Regions from separate parts of the Homo sapiens genome. Here regions 1, 2, 3 and 4 are each linked to region 5. The links are chromatin contacts, found by Hi-C or POLR2A ChIA-PET in ENCODE. All regions are on one chromosome and are shown on one strand. The core of a region is the stretch at or near the end of the contact, and the rest is flanking DNA. Distances in the headings are between cores, read along the strand shown.

Region 1 (2,984 bases), core at 485-2,984, 650 kb after region 5:
CATAAAAAAGAAATACTGCAAGGTTTAGCTAATTTAATCTCCCCCAACATCCATGCAAAAAAGGTATTATGATTTTGCTCAGTTTTTAGATCTGGAAAATGAGGTTCAATAAAGGTGATAATTTACTTGAGAATGTGAGAGAGTCTTTCCGATTTCAATAATTGAGTTCTTTTTTTTTTTCCTTTTTTCAGATAGGTTCTTGCTCAGCCCAGGCAGCAGTGCAGTGGTGCAATCATAGCTCACTGCAGCCTCAACCTCTCTAGCTCAAGCGATCCTCCCACTTCAGCCTCCCAAGTAGCTGGGACCACAGACGCACCCCACCCACGCCCAGCCTTTTTTTTTTTTTTTTTTTTTTTTGTAGAGAAAAGGTCTGGCTTTGTCGCCTAGGCTGATCTTGAACTCCTGTGTTTCAGTGATCCTCCTGCCTCAGCCTCCCAAAGTGTTGGGCTTACAGGCCTGAACCACCACGCCCGGCCAAAAATTGGGTTCCTAAGCAGAATTCTATACGGGTGGCCTCAACCACTTTACTTGCTATGTGACCCTGGGCAAGTCACATCACCCCTGTCTCAGTTTCTTTTTCTTTTCTTTCTTTTTTTTTTGAGACGGAGTTTCGCTCTTGTTGCCCAGGCTGTAGTTCAATGGCGCAATCTCGGCTCACTGCAACCTCCGTCTCCTGGGTTCAAGCAATTCTCCTGCCTCAGCCTCCCGAGTAGCTGGGATTATAGGCATGCGCCACCATGCCCGGCTAATTTTGTATTTTCAGTAGAGAAAGGGTTTCTCCATGTCGGTCAGGCTGGTCTCGAACTCCCGACCTCAGGTGATCCGCCCGCCTCGGCCTCCCAAAGTGCTGGGATTGATTACAGGGGTGAGCCACCGCGCCCGGCCCCAGTTTCTTAGTTGACGAATGGGAATAACAATAGCCTTCTTCCTACAAGATTGTTGTGAGAATTAAATGTTATCAAGATTTATATGAAAGCACACAGACCAGCCCATGATACAGAGCGTTAGCCACCATTATGGTACATGTTCATTGTGGGCTGATCACTGAAAAAGCCGGTGACCAAGAAAGCCCCAGTCCTTGCCCTCACGGAGTTCAAAGGCCACTGGGAGGAGAGAGAGCCCCACGACAGCTCAGAGGAATCAGGGCTTGATGGGAGATGGTCTCAGCGTACGGCAAGTCAGCGGCAGCCACGTGAAGGGACAAGGCAAGGCTTCCTGGAGGAAGGGTCCTGTGACCTCAAACCTTGTAAGATGAGCAGCAGTGACCACGTTAAAGGGCAGAGTGTAAGATGAACTAATGGAGTGTTGAAGACAGGAAGTAGTTTGTGTAAAGGCCAAGGAGTTAACTCGAAGTTTGGCTGGACAAACACTTAGAAAGAGAGGCGGGTGCAGGGGACGGAAGAGGGGCCAGCCCGTGCGGGACAGTCTGGACTCCGGACTATCCCGAGAACTCACCATCCTTCTTGATCTTCTCATTGAGGTTGTTGATATAAATAGTGTGGTTAGGGCGGGTCTCGGGAACTGCCATGGAGTGAAGTGTTGAGGTAAGTCTTAAAGGAGGAAAAACGTGACTTTAGCCCTGGGTTTCTCCAAATCCTTTGTCCCAACGTCGGCTGCTCAAGGATCTTCCTCCGAAAAGGAAGTCAGGTAAGGCGGGAGTAGGGGCAAGGACGGAGGCAAAGCGCGACAACAAAGCGTGCGTAGGACCCGCTTCTCCAGCCCGCGTGCGGAGAGAACTCTCGAGAGATTTACTACGACTTCCAGGATGCTCTACGCGACCCGGTGGGCGGAGCACCCTAAATGGCGATTCCCATTGGCCCAAGCATCCGAAGGGCCGTCCCGGAGAAAAAACCCGGATGTGGGAGCCAGTATAGAAAAAAGGGACAGGTCCTAGGCAGCCTGGCCTCGAGCAGCAAGTTTCCTCAGACGGGCCCAGGAAGGCCCGGACGCCAAGCGTACCGCTCGCCTGCCGCCGATGGTCGTTTGCACCGGAGGTTACCTTCCGACAGGGCCGTAGTTCTCTCAACCGGCGCCTGCTACTTCCCTGAGACCAAACCACAAAGCTTTCTCTCCTGGCCCCGCCTCTGCCTTTCTGCCAGCCAATCGCCGCGCGGAAACGCAGTAGCTTGACCAATCAGAGCAAGTCTCGTTTCTGGGCTCAGCTGTTGCCAATCAAAACGATATTTGGGTTCCCGCCTAGGTAGAAAAACCCCGCCCCACTCCCTGAAAGCCCACCTCCTTCCGTGGCGCCCGGGTCTACGGACCAATCAGTGAAGGTCACGAGTCTGTACGCGTCTCGCGCTGCGGTGTCTTCCGGAGGCAATCCTTTTTGGAGTCCCGCCTCTTACCCCCGCCAGAGCTGCGTTTTCTGTCACGTGATCGCAAAATGGGCGGGAACTGTTGCGTGTAATACCACGTGATATGGGAAAGGCAGTGTGCGGGGGCCGCCATTTTCCGGGAGTGGGAGGTGCACTTTACTTCCTGACTCCTTTCCTTTTTCCAGTGGTTATCGCGGCGCCCACCGGCCTCTGATCTCTGAGTCTTCTCCAACCCACAGACGTTTTTTGTTGCTCTGGTTCCAGGACCTTCTCCACAACTAGGCCATTTTCCCTGCCAGGTGTCCTTTTTGACCTCTTGACCTCTGACTCAAAGGTCAGCTCAAAGGTTCCGAACTCGGGCCTGGGATGTGAGGGGGTACTGAACCTAAGTTCTCCGAATCTTTAGCCCTGGGTCCCTAAGTCGCATCCTTAAGGCACCTCACTCTAGATCTGAGCCTTCATATCCCAAACTCACTCATGAGTTTCCACATCCAGCCCCAAAGAATGAGTTAACTCCTACTAACTCTCCACCTAAGACTCCCGAGGTAACCCAACCGGTACCACAGATCCGGTTCCGGATTTAAGGACCCCACCCTGTTAACCGTCAGGTGCCTTATGACTTGAGTCAGCCTCGCAATTCCTGCTCCCGTGGTTTCAAATATTAGC
Region 2 (3,290 bases), core at 211-2,710, 970 kb after region 5:
ATTACAGTTGTTGCCTAGCTAACAACTATCAATTAAATCTAGGTGAGAGAGTATTCAGGCGTGAGCCACTGCATCCGGCCATGGGAGGAGTATTATACCCTGTCTACCTCTAGCCCCATCCTGCATGTCTATCCACCTTGAACTAAGAGCTTGTCTTATTACAACAGCTATTACTACTAACAAAGAAACAACGTTGCTAACCAGGCATGGTGGTGTGCGCCTGTAGTCCCAGCTGCTTGGGGGTCTGAGGCAGGAGGATGGCTTGAACCTGGGAGGCTGCAGTGAGCCGAGATGGCACCCCTGCACTTCAGCCTGGGTGACAGAGCGAGACCCTGTCTCAAAAGCAAAATAAAATAAAATAAAAAGTAAAGAAAAAAATAATAAGCAGCTGGGCGCGGTAGCTCACGCCTGTAATCCCAACACTCAGGGGCCGAGGAGGGCGGATCACCTGAGGTGAGGAGTTTGAGACCTGCCTGGCTAACATGGTGAAACCCCATCTCTACTAAAAATACAAAAATTAACCGGGCGTGGTGGCGCACGCCTGTAGTCCCAGCTACTCGGGAGGCTGAGGCAGGATAATTGCTTGAACCTGGGAGGCGGAGGTTACAGTGAACCGAGATCGTGCCCCTGCACTCCAGCCTGGGCGACGGAGTGAGAATCTGTCTCAAATAAATAAATAAATAAATAAATAAAATGAAAAAAAAAAAAAAAACACAAAACATGTTGCACCCCACTCTGAAGATTTTTCATGAATTAATTTAATCCTTAAAAACAATCCTGTAAACTAGGCGCTATTTTCTCTCATTTTAAAGGAGAAACAGACCAGAAGGGATTAAAACACTTGCCGCAGGTCACACAGCTGCTTAGGGAATGGAGCCCGGGATGTGATTCCGTTGGTATCGCACTCCCACCTCACTCCCGCCTTTAACCACAATTAAGTCCAACTGTCCAGCATTGCTTGAGTGTGGTATTGTGTTCTTATAGATACGATCCTACTTAAAGTATCCTGTCAAGAGGTAGGCAAGACGATCCCCATTTAACTTTGTGTAGCTTGAAGAGGTTGATCATTTTTCCAAGGTCACGCATCCAGTGAGTGGGGAATCCGGAGTCGGAATTTGAACCCGGGCATTATCTGTAGTGTAGACCCCTGTCGGGGCTGGATGTGTAAGAAGCTTAATTGCCGGGTTTGGCAGGTGCATGGGTAGTTGTGAGGGGCTCGTATTTTGAGAGGCAAAAGCCCCCACTCGCCACCGTTCCCCGGAGTAAAAAGCCACCTCTTTCCACCCCTCACTCGCGCAGCTGCCCGGGCATGCGCCCTGAAGCCCCTCCTTCAGAATCCGCCCCCTACAAGCTCCGCCCATCACCATGCAGGGCCAATCCCTGGGGCGGAGGGCGGGGCAGCCACGAGAGTGGGCGGTCGCTAAGGGTAGTTAGGAGTCTGGAGTCGTGAGCCGGAGTCAGAACTGCGTCTCGCGACCCAGGCGCGGGTTTCCGGAGGACAGCCAACAAGCGATGCTGCCGCCGCCGTTTCCTGATTGGTTGTGGGTGGCTACCTCTTCGTTCTGATTGGCCGCTAGTGAGCAAGGTATGTAAATGAAGGGGCCTGGGAACAGAAGGGCTACCAGCGGCCGGGTCCTTCACAGAGTTCGATCCCTGGGTCCGACAGGTGCCCGCCGGGGCTGCCCGGGATCGAGACGCACGGACCTCTACGTGCTGTCTGCCCCGGCCGGGCCGGGTGAATCACGCCGCAGTCCGAGAAGGGGGCGGAGGCGCCGGCTTCTTGGCTCCGGCTGCGTGACTCACCCGCCCCCGCCGCCGCCGCTTCGGGAGGAGCCGCCTCCACTGCCGGAAGCGAGCGGAGGCCGGGCGCAGAGAACAGCCCGCCAGGGGTCCCGGCTCGCACGGCGCCGGGAGGCCGGCAGGAATCACAGCCGGGAATCGGGGCAGTAGAAGGGGTCCTGGGGTCAGAGGGGCCAGAATCCCCGGGGGAAAGCCGGCCTGGGCACCGCTAGGGGGCGCCGGGACCCGGGGGCGGAGTCGGGGGTGGGGGCGGAATTCCTGCGGTTCCGGACTCCCCGGACTGCGGGGAAGGGGACGAAGACCCTGTTTTGAGTAGTGTGGTGGGCCATTCTTAAAATCTTGCTAGGCAGGGTTCCGAAACTGGACTCTACAGTCTTCCTGGCCCAAAAAAGTAGGTAGCGCCAGGAGTCCAAAACTCCAGCCCTACCCCCGCCACTCCAAGAACAGTGGACCCTCAAACTTATCTCAGTGACTGAACCCGGTGCCGATCACGATTTCCCGACAAGCCCTGTCTATTCTGCCTCCCAAATAAGTCCTGACTCGACCGACTTCCTTCCATGCCACTACCAGCTCCTACTCCAGGCCATCACCATCGTCCGTCCCAAACGAGTACAGCCTACCAGTGGGTCTCAGATCCCCCCTCTTTTTGCCCCCCACAGTCTTCCTCGAAGCAGCCATGGGGGGGATCTTCCGGAAACCTAATCAGCTCACAGCACCATTCCCTCCCTGCTCAAATTCCTTTAATGACTGCCCACCACACTCAGGATAAAATCCAAACTCCCTACTTCTGCATATGTGGCTTTCTGTGACCTGGCTTGTGCCCGTTCCCCTAGCTGCTCCCCAATCTGGTCTCCTACCATGTCACTCTCTGTGTGCCACCCATGCTGGTCTCTTTCCAGTTCAAGCCCATCCAGCCTCTGGGCTTTTCTCTGCCTTTTTTTGTTGTTCCCTCCTCCCGGAATGCTTTTCCCAGGGTCTCCCATGGCTGACTTCTCTGGCCTGAGGGCTCCATTCAAATGTCACCTCCTTACAGGAGCCTTCTCTGATGATCTAAAAGGTCTCTAGGAACTTTTAGTGTCTTCCTGTAATTCTCTGTACATTTCCTGTGTTTCCTTATTTATTTACTGTTTGAAACATAGTCATAGTAGACAATAAATATTAAACTACGTGAAACTAGTTTAGTATTTATAATATTATAACTTATTTAGATATAATTATGTTATTATAATAAAATATGTGAAACAGCTGCTTTTGTAGGGGAAAAAGTTGAATATTGGCCATTCCACATGGTTCACTGAAGAAATAATAATGTTATCATTAAGTGTACTTATTGGCAGGGTGAGGCAGCTCACACTTGTAATCTCAGTACTTTGGGAGGCTGAGGAAGGAGGATGGCTTGAGGCAAGGAGTTTGAGACCACCCTGGGCAACATAGTGAGACCATGTCTCTACAAAAAAATAAAAGGGAAAAAAAAAAGTACTTATTGACTG
Region 3 (3,383 bases), core at 31-2,530, 820 kb after region 5:
TGGGTAGTAGAATTGACTAGAGGTCAGGGTCTAGGTGTGGGGGTGAACAGAGAATGCTGAGAGGGTAATTTTCAAAACTGCACAGAGAATGTCAAGGGGTAGAAAGTTTTGATGGAATAAAGATGCTAAGGAGTGATGATATGGGTGGAGGAAATGTTGAGTGTGTGTGTGTGTGTGTGTGTGTGTGTGTGTGTGTGTGTGTGTAGGGAGAAATCGAAGGACATAAAATTTTAACATGATCAAGATTCTCATGAAGTTTTGCCTGTTTGCTTTTTTAGAGAAGGGGTCTCGCTATGTTGCCCAGGCTAGTCTCCAAATCCTGGGCTCAAGTGATCCTCCCACCTCGGCCTCCCAAAGTGTTGGGATTACAGGCGTGAGCAATCCCGGCGCGCCCGGCCTGTGATCAAGGTTCTGAATGAGAATTCTAATAGAATGGAGCTCACGTGGACATTCAGAGGAGGTGAAAGAACTCCTCAGGGACTGAAGACAGTGAGGGACTCCCTCCCCTTTTTCCATGCCAACCTGGGATCCAACTCTTTGGTGCGCAGGAAGTTGAGGATGGGGGCGAAGACTGTAGGGTCCCTGTCGATGAAGATCTGCGGGAAAGGGGGGCAGAGGATGGATGGGGTAAAAGGCAGGACTGAGTGGGGTCCTGCCCCTCTTCCTACCAACCCCTCCCCCCCATCCCATTTCAGTTCTTGTCCGACTCACTGCTCCGGTCTCATCTTTCAGCGTCGAGATGCGTCCGCTCAGAAGACTGCAGGGAAGGGACACCGAGCAGGCGTCACGGGCCGGGGGAGTGGATATTAGGTCTCCCACGCCCTCTCCATCCCTCCTACCCTCGCCCCAAACTCGCTCTCCCGATCACCTGGAGAAGAAGGAGTCTGGGATCCAGGTGAGAGTCTGGCGAGAGGTACTGAATCTGGGCGGGGAAGGTAAACGGACGCAAGAGATGAAGAGGAGCGGGTGAGGAATGCGTCCCCCTCCCGCAGGATCCAGGGTTCCCTCCCCTTCCCCCTCCCCCGGCGTTTTTCCAGAATCTCGCGCCTCCAAAGGGGGGGGGGGCGGAGCAACCCTTGATGGACAGGGATTCCCCCAGGAGAGGCGGATACTCCCACCCCGCTTCCCGCCCCCGAGGATGGGACCTCAGGAGTCTCCCACACTCACCTCTTGCCTCCCACATTCAGATGAATGACTTCCCCGGGAGGCCCCCGACTGGGGACCCCCTCGGCTGCAGTAGCCGCTGCTGCCATGGCCCCCGGGCGAGCCGGCTGGCCCGCACCCACTTCCGGGTGTGCACCCGGACCCCGCCTCCATAGGCTGCTCATTGGGCCAGAGACTCCAGGAGTCACTAGCGATTGGACAGAGCGCCTGCCCATCGCGGTTAACTTTTCCGCCTCCTTAAAGGGGTCCGCCTTTCCTGAACTTGACGGGGCGGACCCGGAGTCTCCTTTGGGGAAGTTTATTACGAAGCATAACGAAATATTCTCCATCCCTCTAGGTTCTCGTCAAGGGGCGTGTGTTTAGACCCCGAAATTAAGTCCACATAAAAGGGTACATCTGGATGTTCTCCGCAGCCACGGTACCCCCGTGCCCCTCTCCCCACCCCGCACCCACCCCTACAGCCACCACAGCCCTCCTTTCAATCCTCCCGGGCGCAGCCCAGAAAACCCAAACAAAGGACCATAGACCGTCAAAGCCAAAGGGTTTATTATAGGTACATACAGTGTGCGCCCGCCACACCGCCCCACACCCCCGGGCCCCAGCGGCTTCTCCAGGCGGCCATGGGGACTGCCCACAACCCAATCCCCCGACTCCCCAGGGAGGTGCTCCAGCCAGAAGCATGCAGGGGTGGGCTTCCCCTCGCCCCTCCCCTCATGAAGTGGCATTTACAACTGGAGGGGGGAGGAGAGAGGAAAACAGTTTTGAGCTTTGACGCCCCTCCCATTAAAAGCCTTCGCGGATGCGGGGCGGGGGAGGAGGAGATCGACGTTTTGCAAAAATAAACTAAGTCAGGAATTAACCGCATGGCTCTGAGGCGGCGGAGTGCAGGGGGCTAGGGCCCCTTCACTCCCCCCTCCCAGACAGAGATCAAGGCAGCATTGGAAGTGAGGTAAAGGCGGGGAGGGGGTGTCCCCTCCCTGCCCCCTAGCACCCTGGATGGTCCAGGGGACCTCACCAGCGCCCCCGTGCCCATCCCTAGGGCAGAGAGGGGGGCAGGAATTACTGCCCCCACCACCCCAGCTTCTTGGGGCAGGATCTGCAGATCGGGGCTGGGGGCTTGGCTCAACTGGCCCCCTGCCCACCCCCATCAAGCTCAGTTATTGCATAAAAATAAGGGACCCCCAGCACCTGGGGTGGGGGTGGTGAGTGGGAAGGGGCCGAGATATGGCTATAGGGGCAGCAATCTCCCCACCACTTCTTGGGGTGCAGGAGAAGTCCCCTCCTTTCCGGTGCCCACCATGTCACGCGTCCTCAGTGTTGGAACTAGGGGCTCCCGCCCCTGCGGAAGAAAAAGTGTCTTTGTGCCCACAGTGCGGAAAAGAGGGGAGACGAGATGTGTCAGGTCCTGGGGGTGGGAAGTCACTTCCTGCGCCCGCTGGCCCTGCGATCTCCGCCTTCCCTCTTAGGGTTGCCCTCATCTGTGGATGAAGTAGTGGGTAGTGTCTGGCCCCAGCGGGCGATCTCTGCGTGTTCCGCCACCGAGGAAGCTACAGCCTCCAGCCAGCCGTTCATCTCCTCCTGGGGGAAGAAACAGGGCACAGAGGCCGTATTTGGAAGAGAGAAGCTGGAATAATAGGTGAATTTCAGATCAGACTACCCTCTCTGAAATTCAGTTTTCTCATCTATTAAAAAGGGATGATGATGATGATGCAGTTACATAGCAATATGTGCCAGGCTCTGTTCCAAACACTTTAGTGGATTAATTCCCTTAAACCTATGCAATAGGATTGTATATACTTCCTACTACAGAGATAAATGACACAAACAATGATAATAATATGGGCAGGCACTACTAGAGCACTGATATTTACTAGGCCCTGTGCTAAGTATCAGTTTATCATGTATCAATTAAACATGGAGCAATTTAATTCTCACAGTAACCCTATGATAAGAGACTTTTTTTTTTTTTTTTTTGAGACAGAGTCTTGCTCTGTCCCCCAGGCTGGAGTGCAATGGCTCGATGTCAGCTCACTGCAACCTCCATCTCCCAGGTTCAAGAGATTCTTGTGCCTCAGTCTCCTGAGTGTCTGGGACTACAGGCACGTGCCACCATGCCTGGCTACTTTTTGTATTTTTAGTAGAGATGGGGTTTCGCCACGTTGGCCACACTGGTCTTGAACTTCTGACCTCAAATGATCTGCCCACCTCAGCCTCCCAAA
Region 4 (3,354 bases), core at 1-2,500, 600 kb after region 5:
CAGGGCAGACAGCAAGAGCTCTTCTCGTGCCCTGGGGGTTGCTTGCTGGTCCCCAAGTCCTCTGCGGTCCCTAAGGGCTTGGGAAGGGACCCTTCAGGGTGGCTAGAGAAAGGAAAAAAAAAAAGGGATGTGAGAGAAACTAGAGACAGGCAGGCAGGGGAAAGCCGGGATGGTATGGGCAGGAGTGGGGAAGACGACCAGGACAGACTTGACTATAGAGGCCCCCCAAAACCTGAGGCCAAGTCGGGGAGAGGACCCTGAGAATCTGGAGGTGCGGGAGTCCGCTGACAGATAAGAGGCAGTGATAGGGAGAGGCTGGAGGCCAGGGGCTGGGTAGATGACCCTAAGACAGAGGACTGTGGTGCAGGTTGTGGGACGCGGTAACCAAAGACAGAAGAAGGAGGGCTGGAGTAGAAAAGGGTGGTGTGGAGGAGTGGGAAAGGAGGGGGTTTGGAAAATAGGAGGGACCTGCCTCGGCGTTCCAGAAAGACAACGAGAAACGTGGGGGTTCCAGGGAGAGTCAGGGTGGGGGCGGGGGGGTCAAAAGACAGAGGAAACTGGGGAGTCCAAAAACAAAGAGAACGAGGGGCCCAGAGACAGAAAAATAGACCGGAGGGAAGCTGGGAGGGAGGACCCGGGGCGGAGCGGGACGGTGGGGTCGACCCGAGCCCGACGGGAGGAAGCCGGCCGGGGGCGGACACACGCCCAGACGGAAGGGAGGTCCCGAGACTGACCGACGGGAGGGGCCCTCGGGGAGAGGGTCCGCGGCGACAGAGGAAAGGACGGAGGAGGGTGCACGCACCCGGAGACAGGACGAGAGATAAAGGTGCCCCCATCCAGGGCACCCCAACGCCCCCAACCCGGGGCAGGCCCTGAGGCCCCTTCTGAGCGCAGTAGGCGACAGGGGCAGGGCCTAAGGGCCGCTCGGACCCCCTCCCCTCCCCCTCCACTCGGCCTCCGCCCGGCGCGCGCTCCCCGCCCCCACCCCAACCCCCACAACGGCCGGCACCCAACGTAACCGGCGCGCGTCCCCTCCCCCGCGCCGCACCCACATCCCCCTTCCCGGGGTCGCCCCGGCAGGCCCCGGCGCGCGCCCCCACACCCCGCCCGGTTCGCGCCGGCGCCCCGGCTCCGGCTTAGTCTCCTCCCGCTCCCTTCTCGCCCCGCGACCTCCTCACCGAGCTTTTTCCTCCGGCCCCGGCGCCGCCGTTTGTGCCAGCCGCCCTGCGCCGCACAGCGCGCCATACCCCGCCCCCACCGCGCGCGACGCCCCGCCCCGCCTCGCCCGGTGGGCACGTGACCGCGCCCCGCGGAGGGGACGGCGCCTGCGCAGGCCCGAGCCGCGCGGGGCGGGGCGGAGCGGGGCGAGGAAGTTCGGGACAACCCCCCTACCAAGGAGAAAGGAAACAGCGGTCCGTGGCCTACACGAGGTTCATTTGCATCCTCCGCCCCGCCCCCTTTGCGCGGGAGGGGGAACGCAGTGTGAGGGGCCGGGTCTGGGAGGGGGCGTTTCTTGCATGTTGGAATCAAGTGGCGTCGGCGGGGCGGGGCACGCAAATGATGTGATTTACATGGACAGGCCTACCCGCCCCCCGCCCAGCGCGGGGCACCGAGTTCGGCAGCGCGGTGCGCGTGACTTCATTTACATGGTCAGCTCCTCCTCCTTCTCGCCGTCCAGGAACGGAGGTGAGAGACGGAGAAATGGCTACGCAGTTAGTTGAGAAATGTATGTAAATTCGCACGTCAGTAATTTACATAAGTATCTTTTATAACGGAGGCAAAAAAGTGCGGGTTGCCCTTGAGAAAAGGGAACGCGGACTAGAAGGGATGTGCAAATGTGTATTTTCAAGACCCGCTCCGGCCTGCCCCCTCGGGACGATTGTGGGAATCAGAATAAAGAACCAGGGAAAGTCTGGGCAACGGAGTGAGACCTTATCTTTACACAAAATTAAAAAATGAAACAAAAAAAAATCCACGGAACGCTACACAGAGAAGACATTTGCATGGCCAGCTGGGAACACTTTAGGAGACTAAGGAGATAAGGTCATTTTGAATGCCCTGCCCGCTCCACCATTGCTCTGGAGAGCTGGGACTCAAGGCTCCCGCCGGGTCGGTGAAGGCCGACGTGGAGATGGGAGGGCGACGAGCAACTGGGAGTGTCCTCGGGGCTGCACCAGTCCCCTGCAGGCCACCTGAGGGCGTAGGGCGGTTCGCGTGAGCACAAGGGCATGCATACTGGTATCCACACATGCGTGAGGATTGCACAAAAGCCCGCAGTCCTCAGGGCACACACAGGGTTCATGGCCACACAAGGGTGTTTCTAGTTTAGTTTTGTTTTTGAGATGGGGTCTTACCCTTTTGCCCAGGCTGAAGTGCTGTGGCATGATCATAGTTCACTGCAGGCCCAACCTCCCAACTAAAGTGATCCTCACACCTCAGCCTCCGGAATAGCTGGGACTTCAGGTGTGTACCACGACACCTGGCTAACTTTTTCTGTTTTTTATTTTTGTAGATAGGGTCTCTCTGTGTTGCCCAGGCTATAGTCTCCAACTCCTGGGCTCAAGTGATCCATCTGCCTTGGCCTCCCGAAGTGCTGGGATTACAGGCATGAGCCACCACGCCTGGCCACACATGGGTGTTTAAAAGGAGCCAAATTCACACCAAAACACACACAGACCTCGGGGTACACATGCACAGGCACACACGCAGTAGTGAGTCACTGCCTCTGACTCTCAGGCATCAGACATGCACACACCGGAGGCCCACCTATAGGTCCAAATTCCCATCCCCTGGCCTTGATGTCCCAAACAATACCAGCCTCACCAATACAATGACCAAGGCCACAGAGCAGTTACGGCTGTCAGCATCACACACAACCAGCACACATTATATCCTATAGACATCATCCCATATGCAGGTACTGGAAACATGTACACATGTCACAAACACAGGGACATCAGCGTGTTTACACACGTGAGCTTAGAACACAGATTGTCACAAACTGTCCACACAGTAACAAATTCCCTCCCTCCGCAACAGGCACCTGAGTCATCATGCTTGGTATACCCCACACCACGTCCAATCAGGAAACAAGGCCCCCAAGGCCAGGCCCAGTGGCTCACACCTGTAATTCCAGCACTTTGGGAGGCCAGCGCGGGCGAATCACCTGAGGTTGGGAGTTCGAGACCAACCTTGACCAACATGGAGAAACTCCATCTCTACTAAAAATACAAAATTAGCCAAGTGTGGTGGCACATGCCTGTAATCCCAGCTACTCGGGAGGCTGAGGCAGGAGAATAGCTTGAACCCGGGAGGTGGAGGTTGTGGTGAGCCAAGATCACGCCACTGCACTCC
Region 5 (3,373 bases), core at 428-2,927:
TTTCTTCTCCCCATCTCCAAGGTTAGTTTCTGTCCCTTCCCTCCACCCTCACTATCAACATTCCTATTGCCCTTAGGATGTGCCAGGTCCAGTCCTTAGCATTTTACATATTGATTTTTCACAGCCCTATGAGGTGGCCACTGTTAATATTTTAGAGAGGAAAATTAGCTCCATAGATCCAGAGAAGTGCAGTCCGTTGGCCAAGGCTACACAAGTGGAAAGCGGCAGAGCAAGGACATGCATCCACCCATGTAACCACTACTCTCCTATCTGTCAACTGTAGTTCAAAGCTCTTCTGCAACCCATTGCCTCTCCCCGTCTAAAGATAGGCTTCCACCTAGGTTTTTTGCAGTGTAATCTTGCCCTTAGCAGCATCCACCTGAAGGGATTGTGACCCTTTTGACAAGAAACAAAGCCTTCTCAAGTGTTTCTAAGAAATGTGGGCAAAGTGCCCTGTCTGTACCTCTCTCCCTCCTTTTTTCCCCTCATTAATTCAACAAATATTAATCGTCTCCTCTGTACAGTGTCCAGAACACACGAATTCTCTGTCTTGATATTCGATCAAGAGACACAGGAATCAAACAAATTTTTTACACAATTCATTTTAAAATCAGAATTGTGGCAAAGGAGCAAAGAAATACAAGGCCCTATGCAGCCTGTGACAGGGACCTGTTCTCTTCTTTCTTCTTCTTGAAGAGGGATCTTTGCCCAGAAGAAAGTCCCTCCCTTACAAAGTCAGTTTCATTCTCCAAACCCTGAGGGAGAAGGTCTTGCGGTCTTCCCCTGTTCCTCCAAGGAGCCTCCCCTGAATACCAGTGGCAGCTAATAAGGAACCCCCATCTCTCTCTTCAAGTCGTCTCCCTCAGGGCCCACAAAGAAGTTGCAAACGGGTTTTTTCCTCTCCTAAAGAAGTGGAAGTTCTTTTCGTCTCCTAAGGAAGTGGCAGATCTTCCCTTCGGTGTCTTCTCCAAGGAGTCTCCCACTCTTTTTCCCTTTTGTGACAGCCCTTCCTTCATATCCTTCAGGGACCCCACACTCTGAAGATAGCCTTTACATCCCTAATCCCCTTTGGGAAAACCGCCTGGGGCCCAGGTACTCACAGATCTAGCCAGTCCCCGAGCCCCAGGCTGCCGCAGCAGCAGGAGGGCAGCCTGGCTCAAACCACGGTTTAGCCGCCAGACCCTCGCTGCAGCGATCGCTACCGCCATCTTGGCTAACAACCACTCAGCGGTCCGGCACTCACGTAGGCTAGATTCGGGGCTGCCTCTTTATGTGCCTGACGCAAACTCCAGCACCATCTGACAAGAAAACCATCTTCTTCCCGTTCTGTGGTAGATAGAATGCACAGAGATTTGGAGAAAAAAAAATCTATCTACCCAAAATTTTCTCCAATCGCCTCATTGTAGTTACTCCTGTAACAGGCAAAGAAGAGGGCAACCTGACCAGGGCCTCAGGGATTTAGGGCCCGGGGGCCCAGAGTAAAGCGGATCAATGCCAAGGCCTGCCTTCTGTTCCCAAATGTCCAATGGCGTTGCCAGAGTTAGGAGGTGGGACTGGGCGGAGCCAGATTGTTGGTAAACGCTAAGCCACGTGCGGACGCCCAGGAGGATGGCCCAGCCCGGCGCGTGCGCACTGGTTACGCAGCCTGTTTGCGGCGCGCGCTGCCAGGCGGAAGTGACAACTGCAGCCGCACGTGGGCTCGGCGCGATGGAGGAGGAGACGCATACTGACGCCAAAATCCGTGCTGAAAATGGAACAGGGTCCAGCCCTCGGGGTCCTGGCTGCAGCCTCCGGCACTTTGCCTGCGAACAGAACCTGCTGTCGCGGCCAGATGGCTCTGCTTCCTTCCTGCAAGGTAAGAACTTCACCCAGGTCTTTCTTTTGGAGAGGGACTACCGTGTACTGTGCAACCGAGTGCCCACCTCCTCACGATACCAGCTGGTAAATGTCACTCCTGCGTTGATGCATGATTTCTTGTCCGATTGAATACTACTAAATACGCAGGGATACACACATCTCTCCCTCACGACTAGAAAGGAGAAGATAGTTCCATCTTTGTAACTATCTCTGAGAATGAGAGGAGGGGCAGACTGTCCGCCCAAGAATTGATATTTCAGAATAGGGAAAATCACCTCGCCAGGGTAAATATCCCCCTTAACTCGATTCCTCCTCCACCCTCCCACCCCCACCCCCCACACACACACCCTCTAGGTCCTTGCATCCCGGACTGAAGCAAACCTGTCTATTTGCATACTGTGGACTGTGGCGGATCTTTCACCCACGTAAATACTCCTCAAATTGAAGATAATGTCATTGCGCTGGGTTGAGAAATACATCCCCACCGCTACCTCACTGCATCTCTCCACACAAGTAAATATCCCTAAGATTAGGGCAAGTCAAAAAAAAAAAAAAAAAAAAGATTAGGGCAAGTCTTACCTATAGAGCAAATATCCCCTTTTCCTAGCTAAATAACTCTCAGAAGTAGATTAACTCCAAGAATATTTCTCTTTAACGTTTGAGACGGGAGGCCGGGGGCGGTGGCTCACGCCTGTAATCCCCACACTTTGGGAGGCCAAGACCTGTGGCTCACCTGAGGTCAGGAGTTCGAGACCAGCCTGGCCAACATGGCGAAACCCTGTCTCTACTAAAAATACAAAAACTAGCCAGGCATGGTGGCGGGCGCCTGTAATCCCAGCTACTCGGGAGGCTGAGGCAGGACAATCACTTGAACCTGGGAGGCAGAAGTTGCAGTGGGCCGAGATCGTGCCATTGTACTCCAGCGTGAGCGACAAAGCAAGACTCTGTCTCAAAAAAAAAAAAAATTGAGACAGCGTCTCACGATGTCACCCAGGTTGGTCTTGAACTCCTGGGCTCAAGCAATCCTCCTCCCAAAGTGCTCATACAGGTATGAGCCACCACGCCCAGCCCCAATACATTTTAACAAAATTTGGCTGCTGTGTTGATTGTGGGGAGTATGGGGGAAAACAGGGAGGTGATGGTGGCTCCAGCCAGAGCAGGAGTAGTGGAGGTGATGAGATTCTGGATGTAGTTTGAAAGTAATACGGACAAAACTTACGTATAGTTTGGTTTGAGTGCGAGGAAAAAGATTCAGGCATAACTAAGGTTTCTGCCCAGATCTGTACAAGTCTGGAAATCAGAAGAGAGACCCAAGCTGGACATAGGCAATTTGGAACTCTCTGGCTATATAGATGGTATTTCAGGCTATTGCCTGAACGAAGTGAGTGTAGATGGAAAAGAGAAGAGGTCCCAGGACCAAGCCCTAGGCCTTCCAACTTGAGCAGTCAGAGACATGTGACAAGCTAGCAAAGGAGACTCAGAAGGAACGCCCAGAGAGTTAGGGGGAAACCAGGAG

Evidence for each region. A loop is a pair of places that touch in the nucleus more often than their neighbours do. ChIA-PET counts read pairs that join two places held with the same protein, here RNA polymerase II (POLR2A). Pooled maps may share reads with other maps.
Region 1: a map of CD8-positive, alpha-beta T cell shows a loop between it and region 5 (18-fold over the local background). The contact joins the promoter of SNRPA here to the promoter of EXOSC5 in region 5. A Hi-C loop is called at or near these places in 3 of 168 maps with a recorded cell type or tissue (CD8-positive, alpha-beta T cell and naive thymus-derived CD4-positive, alpha-beta T cell), 2 of 37 single-sample maps with no recorded cell type and 12 of 50 pooled maps. POLR2A ChIA-PET finds 5 or more read pairs at or near these places in 3 of 52 experiments (GM12878, PC-9 and activated T-cell).
Region 2: a loop to region 5 is called in a pooled map, with 5 times the contacts of the local background. The contact joins the promoter of SERTAD1 here to the promoter of EXOSC5 in region 5. A Hi-C loop is called at or near these places in 4 of 50 pooled maps. POLR2A ChIA-PET finds 5 or more read pairs at or near these places in 2 of 52 experiments (naive thymus-derived CD4-positive, alpha-beta T cell and naive thymus-derived CD8-positive, alpha-beta T cell).
Region 3: a loop to region 5 is called in a map of naive thymus-derived CD4-positive, alpha-beta T cell, with 21 times the contacts of the local background. The contact joins the promoter of SHKBP1 here to the promoter of EXOSC5 in region 5. A Hi-C loop is called at or near these places in 1 of 168 maps with a recorded cell type or tissue (naive thymus-derived CD4-positive, alpha-beta T cell) and 7 of 50 pooled maps. POLR2A ChIA-PET finds 5 or more read pairs at or near these places in 1 of 52 experiments (activated T-cell).
Region 4: a map with no recorded cell type shows a loop between it and region 5 (14-fold over the local background). The contact joins the promoter of EGLN2 here to the promoter of EXOSC5 in region 5. A Hi-C loop is called at or near these places in 2 of 37 single-sample maps with no recorded cell type and 7 of 50 pooled maps. POLR2A ChIA-PET finds 5 or more read pairs at or near these places in 3 of 52 experiments (AG04450, HCT116 and HEK293).

Annotation. Positions count from the first base shown.
Region 1 is chr19:40,749,953-40,752,936 of GRCh38, reverse strand. SNRPA (small nuclear ribonucleoprotein polypeptide A) reads right to left here and starts at 1,734. Exons shown (of 6, transcript NM_004596.5): 1 at 1,456-1,734. The coding sequence starts at 1,528. It overlaps ACTMAP (actin maturation protease), which reads left to right and starts at 2,460. Exons shown (of 6, transcript NM_198476.5): 1 at 2,460-2,984. RefSeq lists enhancers at 500-1,127, 1,128-1,755, 1,843-1,912, 2,453-2,692, 2,384-2,984 and silencers at 1,666-1,848, 2,113-2,252.
Region 2 is chr19:40,424,162-40,427,451 of GRCh38, reverse strand. It overlaps SERTAD1 (SERTA domain containing 1), which reads left to right and starts at 1,460. Exons shown (of 2, transcript NM_013376.4): 1 at 1,460-1,585. RefSeq lists a silencer at 2,003-2,092 and an enhancer at 2,135-2,937.
Region 3 is chr19:40,574,770-40,578,152 of GRCh38, reverse strand. It overlaps SHKBP1 (SH3KBP1 binding protein 1), which reads right to left and starts at 1,280. Exons shown (of 18, transcript NM_138392.4): 1 at 1,168-1,280; 2 at 869-922; 3 at 712-757; 4 at 523-596. The coding sequence starts at 1,253. SPTBN4 (spectrin beta, non-erythrocytic 4) reads right to left here. Exons shown (of 36, transcript NM_020971.3): 36 at 1,689-2,742. The coding sequence ends at 2,584. RefSeq lists silencers at 1,182-1,251, 1,272-1,451, 1,802-1,891.
Region 4 is chr19:40,797,087-40,800,440 of GRCh38, reverse strand. It overlaps EGLN2 (egl-9 family hypoxia inducible factor 2), which reads right to left and starts at 1,250. Exons shown (of 6, transcript NM_080732.4): 1 at 1,179-1,250; 2 at 1-102. RAB4B-EGLN2 (RAB4B-EGLN2 readthrough (NMD candidate)) reads right to left here. Exons shown (of 12, transcript NR_037791.1): 8 at 1-102. RefSeq lists silencers at 913-962, 1,113-1,472.
Region 5 is chr19:41,395,663-41,399,035 of GRCh38, reverse strand. EXOSC5 (exosome component 5) reads left to right here and starts at 1,677. Exons shown (of 6, transcript NM_020158.4): 1 at 1,677-1,855. The coding sequence starts at 1,708. BCKDHA (branched chain keto acid dehydrogenase E1 subunit alpha) reads right to left here and starts at 1,218. Exons shown (of 9, transcript NM_000709.4): 1 at 1,101-1,218. The coding sequence starts at 1,208. RefSeq lists enhancers at 363-1,034, 1,190-1,469, 1,035-1,707 and a silencer at 1,466-1,754.